2 separate regions of the Homo sapiens genome follow, and region 1 is linked to region 2. A link is an interaction called in ENCODE POLR2A ChIA-PET data of the cell type or tissue named here. Cell type or tissue: OCI-LY7. All regions are shown on one strand. Each heading gives the region's core, and the rest is flanking DNA. Links, peaks and the distances in the headings are about the cores only.

The links. Peaks named below come from ENCODE experiments on the same cell type or tissue, not always from the same donor. Only the 100,000 strongest peaks of a DNase experiment are listed, where the experiment ranks them.
Region 1: POLR2A ChIA-PET joins it to region 2 with 11 read pairs; 5 of 35 experiments call an interaction of 5 or more read pairs at or near these places.

The regions. Positions count from the first base shown.
Region 1 is chr17:75,278,059-75,283,381 of GRCh38, forward strand. It overlaps SLC25A19 (solute carrier family 25 member 19), which reads right to left. Exons shown (of 8, transcript NM_001126121.2): 6 at 94-277. Among named protein-coding and RNA genes, the nearest start is that of SLC25A19, 8.7 kb to the right of the region's middle. In OCI-LY7, for the core only: no CTCF peak of the experiment used is centred there; no DNase peak of the experiment used is centred there.
Region 2 is chr17:75,484,613-75,489,977 of GRCh38, forward strand. TMEM94 (transmembrane protein 94) reads left to right here. Exons shown (of 32, transcript NM_014738.6): 3 at 816-935; 4 at 1,259-1,386; 5 at 1,678-1,814; 6 at 3,320-3,522; 7 at 4,147-4,298; 8 at 4,654-4,756; 9 at 4,964-5,050. Among named protein-coding and RNA genes, the nearest start is that of MIR6785, 11 kb to the right of the region's middle. RefSeq lists an enhancer at 3,455-3,504. In OCI-LY7, for the core only: a CTCF peak has its summit at 2,872 (motif pointing left); DNase peaks (open chromatin) are centred at 2,919 and 3,239; H3K4me3 peaks cover 867 bases; H3K27ac peaks cover 1,385 bases.

The sequences.
Region 1 (5,323 bases), core at 1-5,000, 210 kb before region 2:
CGGACAGGAGAACTTTAGCTCCTTTGTGATTTGGAAGGGGGTGTTCTGGTGGCTGGGGTGGGAGGGCTCCCTCTCGTGTGAGGGCTGCCTCACCATTTTTCTTTCCTTCGGCTGGTATGGCCCACTTGTACAGGTGCTTCAAGGAGCTGTAGCAAGAGAACTGCAGCCCGGCGTAGGGGAAGATGGCGATCAAGGTGGGAGCCAAGCCTTTGTAGAAAACCTGGGGGCCTTCGCTCCTATACATGGTCCCCACGGCGTGGCGCAGCGTATTATAGACCTGGACACACACACGCACTTTGAATGAGCTCAGTGAAGTGGTTTTAGCCCTGGAACAGCCCATCATAGCTCTGTCCCCTCGCCTAAAATACCAGCTACCAGGAGCGAAACTCCTCCTGCCAGGAAGACAGTCAAGGGAAACGCTGGACAGAGATTCGAAGGATGGCATTTTCCAGAAACTCCCCCTTCTACACATGTATACCACTGTTATATCCACAGGTGTGCACAAAAGTATGTGTCCAGGAGTCACTGCAGCGTCCTGGGGAAGAGCTAAAGACGCGATGTCCATCTGTGGGTGCTGGTTACGTGAATTATGGGACACCAGCTCACGAGAGAATAGTGCAGCTGTTAAAACAGGAAGGTGAGGCCAGGCGCGGTGGCTCACGCCTGTAATCCCAGCACTTTGGGGAGGCTGAGGCAGGCAGATCACTTGAGGCCAGGAGTTTGAGACCAGCCTGGCCAACATGGCGAAAGCCCATCTCTACTAAAAATACAAAAATTAGCTGGGGGTGGTGGCTCATGCCTGTAATCCCAGCTTCTTGGGAGGCTGAGGCACAAGAATTGCTTGAACCTGGGAGGCGGAGGTTGCAGTGAGCTGAGATTGTACCACGGCACTCCAACCTGGGTGACAGGCGGAGACTCTGTCTCAAAAACATAAATAAATAAATAAATAAATAAATAAATAAATAAATAATAAAAATAAAGTAGAGAGGAGGTCTTGCTATGTTGCCCAAACTGGTCTCGAACTCCTGACCTCAAGTGATCCTTCCTCCTTGGCCTCCCAAAGTGCTGGGATTACAGGCATGAGCCACTGCACCCGGCCAAGCATGTTACTTAGAATTATGGAAGGAAATAATCAAAGAAACAACTATAAGTAGTAAAAGTAGTCGCCTCTGGGGATCGGAATCAGGGAGCGGCTGGGTATTTTTTAAAATTATAATTCATGAAGAACTGTCTTTGTAACCTTGATACATCTTATATGTTGTAAAATTTTTTATCGTTCAAGATCATGTTTATAATATGGTTGTGACTAGTCTTAAGGCAGGTGGAGAGTCTTGTAGGTTTTAACCACATCTCTTCCCCTCACTTTCATGACCAGATATTCTCTGATCATTCTAGAATCTAAAATCCAACATGTCAATAGTTGAAGCTAGAGGTAATATGCTATTATCTTTTTTTTTTTTTTTTTTTGAGACGAAGTCTTGCTATGTTGCCTAGGCTGGAGTTGCCTAGGCACAATCTTGGCTCACTGCAGCCCCCACCTCCCAGGTTCAAGCGATTGTCCTGCCTCAGACCCCCGAGTAGCTGTGATTATAGGCACCTGACACCACGCCCAACTAATTTTTGTATTTTTAGTAGAGACGGGGTTTCATCATGTTGGCCAGGATGATCTCGATCTCCTGACCTTGTGATCCGCCCGCCTTGGCCTCCCAAAGTGCTGGGATTACAGGCGAGAGCCATCGCGCCCAGCCCAATTCTTTGTTTTTTTTGAGACAGGATATCTCACTTTGTTGTTTGGGCTGGAGTGCAATGGTGCAATCATGGCTCACTCTCCAGGCTCAAGCAATCCTCTCAACTCAATCTTCCAAGTAGCTGGGACTACAGGTGCACACCACCATGCCTGGCTAATTTTTTTGTATTTTGTAGAGAGCCATGTTGCCCACATCAAACTCTTAAACAAATTATCCTTCCTTTCCCACTAACAGTATCCTAAAGCAGAGTTGAGACAGTGGAAAAATTATTGTTTATAAGCCAGGTCTGGTGGCTCAGCCTTGTAATCACAGCACTTTGGGAAGCCAAGGCAGGAGGATCACTTGAGCCTAGGAGTTCGAGAACAGCCTGGGCAACATGGTGAATGAAACTCCATCTCTACAAAAAATACAAAAATTAGCCAGGTGTGGTACCAAGTGCCTATGGTCCCAGCTACTTGGGAGGCTGAGGTGGGAGGATTGCTTGACCCCAGGAGGTGGAGGCTGCAGTGAGCTGTAATCATACCCCTATACTTCAGCCTGGATGACAGAGTGAGACTCTGCCTTAAAAATAAAGAAAAAAAGCCCAGGCATGGTGACTCATGCCTGTAATCCCAGCACTTTGGGAGGCTCAGGTGGGCGGATCACTTGAGGCCAGCAGTTCCAGACCAGCCTGGCCAACATGTCAAAATCCCATCTCTACTAAAAATATAAAAATTAGCCAGGCATGGCCAGGCGCGGTGGCTCACGCCTGTAATCTTAGCACTTTGGGAGGCAGAGATGGGTGGATCACAAGGTCAGGAGTTCAAGACCAGCCTGGCCAACATGGCAAAACCCCGTCTCTACTAAAAATACAAAAATTAGCCAGGCGCGGTGGTGGGCGCCTGTAATCCCAACTACTTGGGAGGCTGAGGCGGGAGAATCACTTAAAACTGGGGGTGGAGCTTGCAGCCTCAGCGACAGAGTGAGACTTCATCTGAAAAAAAAATTAGCTGGGCATGGTAGCGGACCTGTAGTCCCAGCTGCTTGGGAGGCTGAGGCATGAGAATCACTTGAATCTGGGAGGCGGTCACAGTGAGCTGAGATTGTGCCTCCAGACTGGGCGACAGAGCCATACTCCGTCTCAAAAACAAACAAACAACAACCAAAAAAAAAAAAAAAAACCAGGAGTTCAAGACCAGCCTGAGCCTGAGCAACATAATGAGACCCTGCCCCTACAAAAAATAAAAAAATAAAAAATTAGTCAGGTGTGATGGCACACACCTGTGGTCTTAGCTACTTGAGAGGTTGAGGCAGGAAGATTGCTTGAGCCCAGGAGTTCGAAGCTGCAGCAAGCTATTGCAGCCATTGTACTCCAGCCTGGGTGACAGATCAAGACCCTGTCTCAAAAAATATATATAAATAATAACAATAAAATTATTCTTTCTTGGTTGAGAACACACAGACACACATACATATGATGCTATTCTTAAATATGTCCAGGAAACAGAGATCATGGTGGGGAGGTCTATTTCAGGATTTAATCCCTTGTTTTCACTCAGTAAATTCTTCCTCGAGTCTATCCCATTTCCACCAGCCCATTCTTTGTGGAAACCAAAGACACTCGCAATTGGCCGGGCGTGGTGGCTCATGCCTGGAATCCCAGCACTTTGGGAGACAGAGGCCAGGGGATCACCTGAAGTCAAGAGTTTGAGACCAGCCTGGCCGACATGGTGAAACCCTGTCTCTACGAAAAATATAAAAATTAGCCGGACATGGCATCACGTGCCTGTAATCCCAGCTACTCAGGAGGCTGAGACAGGAGAATCGCTTGAACCCAGGAGGCAGAGGTTACAGTGAGCTGAGATTGCGCCACTGCACTCTAGCCTGAGCAACAAAGTGAGACTGTCTCAAAAAACCAACCAACCAAACAAACAAAAAAACAAAGACGCTCTCATAATAATCCAGCAATAAATTCTCAAGTGGGCAGTCCTTGATCCAGCCCACTGCTGGGTAATTATTTGTTCTGTTTCATAGCAGTAGGTTCTGTCTTCCAGGGAGGCTGTGAGCTCCTTTGAGGCAGGGACATAGAGCACCCCGCACAGTGCTGCCCACAGTCATGGGTTTTACAAACTGACTGCCAGACAAACTGAAAACCCGAACCTCTCCCAGCTTTGCTTTCTGCAAGGACAAGAACTCAACCTCTGCCGAGTGCGGTGGCTCATGCCTGTAATCCCAGCATTTTGGGAGGCCGAGGCGGGCAGACGGCTTGAGCTCAAGAGTTCAAGACCAGACTGGGCAACATGACGAAACCCCGTCTCTAAAAAAATACAAAACTCAGCCAGGTGTAGTCTCAGCTACCGGGGAGGCTGAGGCAGAAGGATCACTTGATCCCAGGAGGTCGAGGCTTCAGTGAGCAGTGATCATGCCACTGCACTGCAGCCTAGGCAACAAAACAAGACACTGTCTCAAAAAATATATATATAGGCCAGGTGCGGTGGCTCACGCCTGTAATCCTAGCACTTTGGGAGGCCGAGGCGGGTGGATCACCTGAGATCAGGAGTTCAAGACCAGCCTGCTAACATGGCGAAACTCTGTCTCTACTAAAAGTACAAAAAATAGCTGGGCATGATGGCAGGCGCCTGTAATCCCAGCTACTGGGAGGCGGAGGCAGGAGAACTGCTTGAAATCAGGAGGCAGAGGTTGCAGTGAGCCGAGATCTGGCCATTGCATTCCAGCCTGGGCAATAAGAGCGAGACTCCGTCTCTTGAAAAAAATAAAAATAAAAATAGGTCGGGCACGGTGGCTCACGCCTGTAATCCCAGTACTTTGGGAGGCCGAGGCAGGCGGATCACGAGGTCAGGAGATCGAGACCATCCTGTGACTGGTGAAACCCTGTCTCTACTAAAAATACAAAAAATTAGCTGGGCGTGGTGGCGGGCACCTGTAGTCCCAGCTACTCGGGAGGCTGAGGAGGGAGAATGGCGTGAACCCAGGAGGCGGAGCTTGCAGTAGCCGAGACTGTGCCACTGCACTCCAGCCCGGGCGACAGAGTGAGACTCTGTCTCAAAAAAAATAAATAAATAACTAAAAATAAAAATAAAAATAAAAATCATATATTTAAAAAAAACATGCTTATCAAATAAAAGAAAAAAATAGATCGCACCACTGCACTCCAGCCTGGCAACAGAGCGAGACTCTGTCTCAAAATAAATAAATAAATAAATAAAAAATAGGCCGGGCGCAGTGGCTCATGCCTGTAATCCTAGCACTTTGGGAGGCCGAGGCGGGCGGATCGTGAGGTCAGGAGATCGAGACCATCCTGGCTAACATGGTGAAACCCCGTCTCTACTAAAAATACAAAAAAAATTAGCCAGGCGTGGTGGCGGGTGCCTGTAATCCCAGCTACTCGGGAGGCTGAGGCAGGAGAATCGCTTGAACTCGGGAGGTGGAGCTTGCAGTAAGCCAAGATCGCACCACTGCACTCCAGCCTGCATGACAGAGCGAGATTCTGTCTCAAACAAAACAAAACAGAACAAAACAAAAATAAATAAATAAATAAATAAAAAATAAAGAATGCTACCCCTGTGACAACACCT
Region 2 (5,365 bases), core at 213-5,212:
TCTTTAACTCTTAGGTTCGAGTGATCCACCTGCCTCCACCTCCCAAAGTGCTGGGATTACAGGTGTGAGCCACCACGCCTGGCCAAAAGATAGCATCTCTATGTTAGTTTCCCTCTCTCCATTTAAAAAAAGATATATTTTAGGCCAGGCACAGTGGCTCACGCCAGTCATCCCAGCACTTTGGGAGGCCAAGGCGGGCAGATCACTTGAGGTCAGGAGTTCAAGACCAGCCTGGCCAACATGATGAAACCTCGTCTCCACTAAAAGTACAAAAAATTAGCCCGACATGGTGGTGTGTGCCTGTAATCCCAGCTACTCGGGAGGCTGAGGCGGGAGAATCACCAGAACCCGGGAGGCAGAGGTTGCAGTGAGCCGAGATCGTGCCACTGCACTCCAGCCTAGGAGACTAAGCAAGACTCTATCTAAAAAAAAAAAAAAAAATTGTCCATGCAATCAAAGACTGGCCCCCTTGCAATAAATTGGGAGATCAGTGGTGAGCACAGCCTGGGTGGGCAGGGAGCTCGCCAGGGGCAGTGGGGAAAGTGAGTTGGGGAACATGGAATAAAAGAAAAAGTTGTTTTGTTTTTTAATTTGGCTGTAAAGAGTAGGGTAGGAGGCTGTGCACTTGAACAGTTTGTAATTTGGTGGAGATGGACATGGTCACACCTTGAGAGGCCAGAGCTGGTAGGGGAAGAGATGTGAGGATCCCAGAGGAGGGGAAGGATGAAGGGCCAGGGAAGGGGAGGGTTGGGGCCCGCGTGCCTTGCATAGCCTTGGCCTGGCAGTGACGCCCAGCGCCTCCTGCTTGCCTGCAGGGCGAGCCTCCCTCAGCCCTGGGCCTGTCCACGCGGAAGGCCCTCAGCGTCCTGAAGGAGCAGCTGGAGGCAGTGCTGGAAGGACATCTCAGGGAGCGGAAGAAGTGTCTGACGTGGAAGGTGAAGCTTCTTCTCGGGGCTACCAGGGCCTGGCTGGGATGGCAGGGAAGTGTGGGAGGCCCCTTCTCAGGACTCTGATGTACCCTGTCACCCTGGACAGTGTGACCCAACTGAGGCCTCATGAAATATCAGAAAGAAGCCAAGGTTCCCCTCAGAGTGGCTCCTGAGCCTGCTTGCTGCAGGAGCCCAACAGGCTGGAGCCCAGCCGAGGTCAAAGAGAGGGGACCAAGGCGGCCATGGGGGCTGGGAAGGGTGCCGGGGGAGGCAGCCAGATTGGAGTGGGACAGGCCTCTCATTGTCCCCTCCCTGTCCGAACTTCCCAGGAGGTGTGGAGAAGCAGCTTCCTCCACCACAGTAACCGCTGCTCCTGCTTCCACTGGCCGGGGGCCTCACTCATGCTACTGGCCGTGCTGCTGCTGCTGGGCTGCTGCGGGGGACAGCCAGCCGGGAGGTGTGCGCCCAGGGGCTGCTCCCCAACCTCTCCAGCTGTGCTGTCCATCCTGCCGCGGCACCTGGGACAGACCAGGGCTCTTGGGGGCTGTCACCCCCAAGCTGCTCCTGGGATGTAAGGGAACCTCCTCAGTCCCTTGAATGGGGTCAGAGGCCTAGCTGGTGTCAGGGCACCAGAACGGGACAGTCTTTCCACAAGGGACTGGGGTGGGAAGGGGAGCTGTGGCCTGGGGGCTGCTGGGTGGGCGAGCCCTCACTCCCTGTGGGTGCGGCCTCTCTTTCCTCCCACCAGCCGTGGGGTGGGGCTGGTGAATGCCTCGGCCTTGTTCCTGTTACTGCTTCTCAACCTTGTGCTCATCGGGCGGCAAGACCGGCTGAAGCGTCGGGAGGTAGAGCGGAGGCTGCGAGGGATCATTGACCAAATCCAAGGTGAGGTCAAGGGCAGGCATATTGGTGGGAAAAGATGACCGGACATATCAGAGCCCTGAGGGCTCCCCTCCTGCACCCCAGCACAGACGGGTTGCCTGTGGCCAGCATTGCAGGGGCTCTTGTCATCTGGGGAGTTAGAAGGATGCCCACTCTCTTTTGAGCAGGGCAGTGAGAGCTGTGGGATGGTGGTGGGTGCCCAGGCAGAGGGCTGGGCAGGCAGGAAGGCCAACAGTGGCAGGTGGGCTTGCAGGCTGGCTCACGTTGGGAAACCAACAGGGAAGTCCTCTCACATGGCAGGAGGATGATTGAAGTTTTCTCGTTCAAGTCCATCTTGTCTGGTGTACTGTGCTGGGAGACATGGGAAGGTGGGCAGACATACCTGCAGGAATTGGGGTGGGGTAGGGGCCGGGAGCCTGAGATGGAGCAGCCCAGCTCCAAAAGGGAGGGGAGTGGCTTGGATTTCTGCTTGGCCTTTCATTCAGGCGGTGTTTATGAAGCTTGGCTGCGGATTGAGGGTTGTTGAGGCTCTTTTGAGGGACGGTGGCTCCTGCTGTCCAGGGGCATGTGGTGCTGTGGGAGAAGCAGCACCCACTCATGAGACCTTTCTCCAACAGACCTGGGCAGTGGACGTTTAGATGCTAAGTGAGTTTGTCCTTTCGTTCTGAGATGGTTAATTGCCACCATGTGCCAGGCACTGGGAGTGCAATGGTGATGGCAAAAGATGGGCCCTGCTTTCCGGAGCTTAGTCTCCTGCCCAGGAGCATCAGTGGCTCCCTTTTGCTTATGGAAGCCATCCCAGAGGCACGAGTGGCCTCCCAGAGCCTCCAACACAGGCTCACCTTCCTCTCCAGCCTCTTCTCTTCCTCCTCATTCTGATGCTGAAACTACTCACCAGTCCTAGGCCCACTGTGTATCAGCCTCTGCCTCTGTGCCTCTCTCCACTGTTCTCTGCTGGTGAGCTTCTCCCTCACTCATCTCCAGCTGACAAAACCATTCTTCCAGGCCCATCCCCAGTGCTTCCTCTTTCAGGAAGCCACCTCTGATCGCCCCAGCAAATCGGTTTGCTCCCTCTTCTGGACTCCTGCAGCACAGGGATCTTTGTTAATGCTTAGCCGTGTTTGCCTTGTTTGGCGTTATCTGTCCACATGTCTCATCTGCCCCACTGGGTTGTGGCTCCTTGAGGAGCTATGTTGTTGTCTCCACCTTGCACCCCTCACAGGCCCTCTGCAATGTTTGTGAAGTGTATCTGAATGGGATGGGGGTACAAAGAACGAGAGCTCCAGGTGTTGAGAGGAGGTAGAGGCTCTGGGGCTGGAGTGGCCGGGTAGGGCTTTATAAGGGAGGCATCCTTGAAAGCAGGGAAGTGTTGGAACGAGTGGAGGGGTTTGACGCAGACCTCCTGGGAGAGGAAGTGGGCAGACAGTGCTTCCGGAAGTGCTGCTGTATCTGACTGGGGGGCAGGGCCGTGGCTGAGAGGGTTGTTTCCCTCTTTCCATTCCCCTCAGATGCCCTCAGGGATGGCAGGGAGATCCAGTGGCCCAGTGCCATGTATCCAGACCTCCACATGCCTTTTGCGCCATCCTGGTCCTTGCACTGGGCCTACAGAGACGGACACCTGGTCAACCTGCCAGTCAGCCTGCTGGTTGAAGGAGACATCATAGCTTTGAGGCCTGGCCAGGAATCGTTTGCTTCTCTGAGGGGGATCAAGGTAGCTTGAGGCTTTCCTTCTCCCTTGGAAATGCGGTGGGAACATCCACAGGCAACGATGGGAGGGTCCCCAGACTTCATCCGGAAGCTTCCCGGCCAGCTTACTGGCTTTTTGGCAGAGGCTCTGGAACATCTTCCTCCACCCTGCTGTTCTTTTTTTTGAAACAGGGTCTCACCCTGTCGCCCAGGCTGGAGTGCAGTGGCACGATCTCAACTCACTGAAGCCTCTGCCTCCTGGGTTCAAGCGATTCTCCCACCTCAGCCTCCCCAGTAGCTGGGATTACAGGCACATGCCACCACACCTCAACTGGCTTATTTTTTATTTTTTGGTAGAGATGGGGTTTCGGCATGTTGGCCAGGCTGGTTTCGAACTCCTGACCTCAGGTGATCCACCTGCCTTGGCCTCCCAAAGTGCTGGAATTACAGGTGTGAGCCACCACGCCTGGCCCCCTGTGCTGTTCTTTATTCTCGCTAAAAGTCTAGTCCCACAGGCCCTGTCCCAGTGGACTCTGGGCTAACTGATGGCTCCTAACCCCAGCGAATGTCTGTACTTAGATGAATTGTCCAGGAAGAGTGGCCTCTGATAGGACCCTCTCGTTCCCACTCTCCCACTTGCTGCCGGCAGGATGACGAGCACATCGTCCTGGAGCCGGGAGACCTCTTCCCCCCCTTCTCCCCTCCACCCTCACCCCGGGGAGAAGTGGAGAGAGGGCCACAGAGCCCCCAGCAGCACCGGCTTTTCCGTGTCCTTGAGACCCCTGTGATTGACAACATCAGGTAGGGGTGCTGCCCCGCCTCCTCCTGTCCCTGGTGTCTTCTGTGAAGAGGGGAATGGGACTGACAAGGAAGGGGCCCCGTTCATCTCGAGGTTCTCTTGAGGGCAGGCATCTCCTTAGGCTCCTGTCCTTAACATCTTGTGAGAATTCTTAGACTGAGTGGTGCCCTCTCCCAGTCTCTACTCTGAGGGGACAGCTCTGGAGGTGAACACGGGCTAGGGCCAGGGCAGAGCGTGGAACTGCAGGACTCACGGTGCTTGAAGAAGCGGTATCTGGCAGAGAGGCCCAGAATCCTCCCAAGGTGTAGGTTTCTAGCCTCTCTGCCAAGTGAGACTGACAGTCACTTCTTTCTGCAGATGGTGCCTGGACATGGCCCTGTCCCGACCAGTCACTGCCCTGGACAATGAGCGGTTCACAGTGCAGTCGGTGATGCTACACTATGCTGTGCCCGTGGTCCTGGTGCGTGTGGCGGGGCTGTGCGGGGCTGCATGGGGCAGAGGAGAGGGCTGGACACGGGGGGGTCTCAGGGCCACTCACATGAGCGGGAGTGAATGCAGAGGGTCCCAGAGTGAGCCAGCCTGTGGAGTAGCAAAGGAAGGGGAACGGCAGTGCCTGGGTCCCTCTAGAGGGGCGGGGTCAAGGCTGTGCCTCTGCTGTTCCCAACAGGCCGGCTTCCTCATCACCAATGCCCTGCGCTTCATCTTCAGTGCCCCGGGGGTCACTTCCTGGCAGTACACCCTCCTCCAGCTCCAGGCAAGGACCACCCTGTCCTCTCTGTCATGCTTCCCTCCGACCCGCAGGGCTGGCTCTTCTCCTAGTACCCTGGCTGTCCCTCCCTCTCTGCAGCCCAGAGGTCCCCTCACGCTTCAGCTTAAGAACACCTCTTTCCAGCTGGGCGTGGGGACTCAGGCCTGTAATCCAAGCACTTTGGGAGGCCACGGCAGGCAGATCATGAGGTCAAGAGATCGAGACCATCCTGGCCAATATGGTGAAACCCCGTCTCTACTAAGAATATAAAAATTAGCTGGGCGTGGTGGCACGTGCCTGTGGTCCCAGCCATTCAGGTGG